Regions from separate parts of the Homo sapiens genome. Here region 1 is linked to region 2. A link is a contact called in ENCODE Hi-C or POLR2A ChIA-PET data. All regions are on one chromosome and are shown on one strand. The core of a region is the stretch at or near the end of the contact, and the rest is flanking DNA. Distances in the headings are between cores, read along the strand shown.

The links. Hi-C counts contacts between places; a loop is a spot of excess contacts on that map. ChIA-PET counts read pairs that join two places held with the same protein, here RNA polymerase II (POLR2A). Pooled maps may share reads with other maps.
Region 1: a loop to region 2 is called in a pooled map, with 2.6 times the contacts of the local background. The contact joins the enhancer-like site here to the promoter of ENEMAL in region 2. A Hi-C loop is called at or near these places in 2 of 50 pooled maps. POLR2A ChIA-PET finds 5 or more read pairs at or near these places in 3 of 52 experiments (BJ, H1 and activated T-cell).

What each region holds. Positions count from the first base shown.
Region 1 is chr11:65,289,574-65,292,388 of GRCh38, reverse strand. It overlaps POLA2 (DNA polymerase alpha 2, accessory subunit), which reads right to left. Exons shown (of 18, transcript NM_002689.4): 13 at 2,517-2,590. Among named protein-coding and RNA genes, the nearest start is that of CDC42EP2, 24 kb to the left of the region's middle. Within about 2 kb of position 1,473, at least 30 of the 41 ENCODE cell types and tissues checked have a DNase peak (open chromatin) inside an H3K27ac peak, as active enhancers do.
Region 2 is chr11:65,476,131-65,478,872 of GRCh38, reverse strand. ENEMAL (enhancer lncRNA neighbor of NEAT1 and MALAT1) reads left to right here and starts at 1,386. Exons shown (of 1, transcript NR_186313.1): 1 at 1,386-2,096. RefSeq lists enhancers at 1,073-1,162, 998-1,593 and a silencer at 1,333-1,462.

The DNA.
Region 1 (2,815 bases), core at 224-2,723, 190 kb after region 2:
GGATCAGAAAAACATCCCAACTATGCTCAGCATTGCACAACCTCGTACGTCACAGCGGGAGGGTCCTCCAGCTGCTCCCGCAAACAGGACGAGAACCGCGGGCTCTGCTCGCTTTCTCTGAGGTGCTTTCTCACTGGCTCTTTTTCTTTTTCTGAGATGGAGTCTTGCTGTGTCGCCCAGGCTGGAGTGCAGTGGTGCGATCTCGGCTCATTGCAACCTCTACCTCCTGGGTTCAAGCAATTCTGCCTCAGCCTCCCGAGTAGCTGAGACTACAAGCACCCACCACCACATCTGGCTAATTTTTGTATTTTTAGTAGAGATGGGGTTTCGCCGTGTTGGCCAGGTTGGTCTTGAATTCCTGACCTCAAGTGATCTGCCCGCCTCAGTCTCCTAAAGTGCTGGGATTATAGGCGTGAGCCCCGTGCTTAGCCTGGCTCTGACTTTTACTAATGATGACTCAGCTTAATGCTCTGCATTTCTGACCTCTCAGGAATACAAAGAAATTCTCTGCCCAAGAACTGTTTATATACTGTTTCTAGAAGGGTGGGGCAGCTCCCCCTGCCCTGTGGCACACACTGGCCATAGATGAAAGTGCCTGGTGGTGCTGGGCTCTCATCCCCAGTGTGACAATGCCTCATCTGTGCTTTATTTCTATCACTGCTGTCAATACCACACGGGGTAAGGAACCAAAAACAGAACCCGACCTCAAACTGAAAGCACCCAGCCAGTGTTAGGGCACTACAACACAGTCCCTGCCTATCCCCAAGGGCTGACAAAAGAACACAGCCCTGCTCCTGTGTTTTGGGGGTCTATCTCCTGAGGAGTTCCAACCACTCTCCAGGCCTGATGAACTTGACCAGGATCACAGCAAATCTGGGGAAGAGGGAAGGCACCTGCATCACCTTCATCTGAGGGAGGCAGGGGAGGAAAGGGCAGAACCAGACATGGTTGTCACTGGCACAACCCAAGTCTCTGATTCTGGGGTGAGTTGGGGGATGTTCTTTATTCCAGCTGTGACATCTACCATCCTGGCCCACACTGCTGGTACAAGAAGGTAATGTTACAACTTATTGATTCTGGGATCAGTTCTCATGGCTAAAAGGCGGAAGGTTAGACATCTTATTTTAAAAACCACCTTTGTGACAGACTCGTTTTTAAATGCTTAGCCTCAGGAATATTTGTATTTTATTAGCTCAGCTACAAGCATGCAGATCTTGTGAGGAGATCTACCACCTATACCAACTTCTTTCAAACCCTGGCACTGGGGAAAAGGGACAGGAATGGAGGATGTCAGATTTCTGAATAACTTTCCACTTCCGGCTTTAGCCTCTTCCTGGAACAGTGACTTTCCTCTCAAATGAGAACTGCACAGCTCTCTCATCACTGCTGTAACCTCTCACAGTTCCTTCCGTTTGGTCTATGGCAAGGATTCAAGGCCCCACCCTCACTGAGAGTTTCTATCACCACCAGCTGTAGCCACTGGCAGCTTCCCACGCACCCTGGGGAAGCACTGACTTGGGAGGAACTTGGGCTTACCCAATACAATCACTTACACAACAAGATGTTTGGGGTCTCACAGGATTTCACTGCGTAAGTCATCAAACACTTCTCAAAACCATCCTGGGAAGATTCCCGTGGAATATTAGTTTATACAAAAGGGAGTGAGAAAAGGAACTAAGTATAGAAGAGAAAGAGCAACCAAAGAGTGAGAGCCGATGCAGCCTTGTCAAGTATGTTTATCTTTGTGTTTTACAGAGATGCCTCTTAACTTGCACTTGAAGTTCAAGGGTTCTAGCTGATCTCGGTAGTTCAAAAGGAAGGAAAGAATAGGAACTGCCATGATTTTTTTTTGGAAAAGGAGTTTTGTTCTTGTTGCCCAGGCTGGAGTGCAATGGTGTGGTCTCGGCTCACTGCAACATCTGCCTCCTGGGTTCAAGAGATTCTCCTGCCTCAGCCTCCGCAGTAGTTGGGATTACAGGCATGTGCCACCACGCCCAGCTAATTTTGTAATTTTAGTAGAGATAGGGTTTCACCATATTGATCAGGCTGGTCTTGAACTCCTGACCTCAGGTGATCCGCCTGCTTTGGCCTCCCAAAGTGCGTGAGCCACCACGCCCAGCTTTTTTTTTTTTTTTTTTTTGAGATGGAGTTGCGCTCTTTTTGCCTAGGCTGGAGTGCAACGGCACGATCTTGGCTCACTGCAACCTCTGCCTCCCAGGTTCAAGTGATTCTCCTGCCTCAGCCTCCCAAGTAGCTGGGATTACAGGTGCCCACCGCCACGCCTGGCTAATTCTGTATTTTTAGTACAGACAGAGTTTTACCATATTGGCCAGGCTGGTCTCAAACTCCTGACCTCAGGTGATGTGCCCGCCTCGGCCTCCCAAAGTGCTGGGATTACAGGTGTGATCCACTGAGCCTGGCCCTGCCACGACTTTTAAGCAGTTTCAGTTTCTTAATGGGAAGCTCTGGAGAAACCTAAGAAGCTTAAGGTTCTGTCCAGTATTTTGAAATCTGACCTTCTTGTGCCTTCAATAATTGTTCGTAGACACTGCTTGAAAATGTCTTCAAATGGACTTGTCAGTAGACAATTCTGCAAGAAAGGAAAGGAGACAGATTTAGACGGCAGATGTTTGGTGTTTATTCACTTGTTTAACATTGTTAGGTGACCCATAGAAGTCAGCTGTTGGGCTAGGAGCTGAAGGAGACGCAAAGATGAAAAAGACATGGTCTTTGTCTTAAGGAGCTAAGTCTAGTCGAAGGGAGGAGAAGAGATGTGGGAATTAACCCTCTTGAATGCAATCTGAGAGAGACTAAA
Region 2 (2,742 bases), core at 137-2,636:
GCCCCCGCAGCCAGAGCCCCTGCTGCTGCGGGGAGGGAAGGAGGAAAGGATGCGGCCCATTCTCCTTCCAGCTCTGGACCCACAGCAGCCCCTGAGGAGAGCAAAGGTCACCTGGTGGCCATCGAGCAGCCCAGGCAGAGGCAAAACTCTTTATCTGAGGAATTCAGAAGTAATGAGACTTCCCTATACCATTTGGTTCCTAGCTCCGGTCCAACAAAATTTCCAAGTAATTAGAATTTCTATACATCTCTGCAAATGCATGCCTGTCCAAACTCATTGTGCAACAACCCTTGCTGACTGGCATTAGGCACCAAAATGTCTACAAATGTAATCATTTATCATGACCTATGTGGCTAGTGTGGTCCAAGTTACCCTTAAGCTCCCTCTTTAAGGTCCATAAATGCCCCTAAGGAAAATCCCTAAGTCCTCTAGCTGAGGCGCCCCTCTGCACTCTTCTGTAGTGCTTTTTCTTTTTCTTTTAATTATTTTTATTTTTTTATTAATTATTATTATTATTTTTTTTGAGATGGAGTCTTGCCTCACTCTGTCTCCCAGGCTGGAGTGCAGTGGCCGGATCTCGGCTCACTGCAACCTCTGCCTCCTGGGTTCAAGCGATTCTCCTGCCTCAGCCTCCCAAGTAGCTGGGACTACAGGCAAGTGTCACCACTCCCAGCTAATTTTTGTATTTTTAGTAGAGACAGGGTTTCACCATGTTGGCCAGGCTGGTCTTGAACTACTGTCCCCAAGTGATCCACCCGCCTCGGTCTCCCAAAGTGCTGGGATTGCAGGCGTGAGCCACCGCGCCCTGCCTTGGTAGTGTTCTATATAATGAAACTTTCCTTTTCAAACCTACACTGCCCTCCGTAGTGCAAACCGAACAGCCAGTGCTGAGGCGCAGAGACGCCTCAGGCACCAGGTGGGAGCAGGCAGGAAAGGCACGTGTGCGAAAAGGGAGGAAAAGGGGACGGAGAGCTCACTGGCCAGGGGAACGGAGTCGGTGACAGAAAGGGCTGCTGGCCGTGTGGGGTGTGTGGGCTGTGTGGGGTGGGGTGTGTGGTGTGTGTGTTTTGCGTATTTTTAATAGAGACCGGGTCTGGCCAGGTTGCCCAGGCTGGTCTCAAACTCCCCTTCCCGTCCTGGAACCCCTTGGACTCCCCAGTTCGTAAGGCCAGTGCAGAGATCCTGGGGAGGGAGAAGCAGGGCCAGCTACCACCGCCCTTCCGCTCCAGACGGTCCCGCAGATTGGCCAATCCCGGCCGCCCAGCCAGATGCTTCCCGGTGACTCAGCGCCCGGCGTGTCACGTGACGGCGGGTGGGCACCCGCGCAGGGGCCGCTGGGAGTCCCGCGCTGCCTCCCCTGCCCCCGCGCCGGGGCCACGTCCCCCAGCCAGGTCCCTTCTTCCTGCCGTGTCCCCAGGGCAGGACCGCATCGGAGAGAGTCCGGGAGGAGGCCGCGCTCCTGGGGGCTGGAGACCCGGCGGCGGTGGCCACTGCGCGCTGTTCCAGCCTTGAGGGAGGGAACCGCGGGCCTGGGTCCGCCTTGGGATTTGGGAACCGGTTTCCTGCCGGGTTGACCTAACTTGAGCCTTCAGTAGTTCCGGGGCGGGTGTTGTGGTCTCCGTTCCAAAGTCGGGAAAACGGTATCTGGGCTGGCGAAGGGCCGCGAGGGTGGTGGGAGGACCCTGTGGCTGCGCCGAACAGACCGCGGGAACCCACACTGAGTGGGGTGGGACGGGCTGCCACCCCGGCTTTGTCAGCCCCATGCCCCCTTCTCGCCCTTCATCCTCTGCTCCCTCACTTAGGCTCCAATTCCTCCTGATTTTGTTCTGTTTTTCCCTTCGGGCATCCAAGGCAGCCACCTGCCCAGGCCTGGGCCTGTTCAAACACTGTCTCCGCTGTACTCCCTAGCTCCTTGAACCCCTACATTGTCTGCATTCAGGAAGTTTTGTGGCTTTTTAGGATTTTTTTTAAACACAGGGTCTGGCTCTGTTGCCCAGGCCGGAGTGCAGTAGTGTGATCATAGCTCACTGTAACCTCGAACTCCTGGGCTCCAGCCATAGGAAGCTTTTAATAAAACAACCTTTGCTCCGACCGCACCCTGGCCTTGCTGGATAAAGCCAGGCCTCTCTCTTGGGTTACAGCAGGCCCTTCAGGACTTGGCTGCCCCTCTCTGTTCCAGCTTCTCCTGATGTTCCTCGCTCACCCCAGAACTCCTTTCCCAAAACTGAGGGAACTCCAGCTTGTCCTTAAGATCTCAGCTCTGCCCAGTGGTCTCCTTAGACTGGGTGTGAGGGTCCCGCTGTGGACTCCCTGAGCTTAGGGAGAGGGCAGATTTGTTCCTGCTCTCTCAGGCCCAGTTTAGGCCTCAAGACAAGAGCCCAGGTTGTCTCCTCAGAGCTCAGAATGCTGCCACCACGTGTGGTCAGACCACTATTGGCCCAGCTCTAACCAGTAACTGGAGCAAGGCTTAGGATTGCTGAGAAAGATTGGGGGCAGCAGAGAAGCTTCTAAGAAAAGGTTAAATAACACACCTCTTTTTCTTGTTGTTGTTTTTGTTTTTTTGAGACGGAGTCTTGCTCTGTCGCCCAGGCTGGAGTGCAGAGGCGCGATCTCGGCTCACTGCAACCTCCGCCTCCTGGGTTCAAGCGATTCTCCTGCCGCAGCCTCCCAAGTAGCTGGGAGTACAGGCATGTGCCACCACGCCCAGCTAATTTTTGTATTTTTAGTAGAGATGGGATTTCA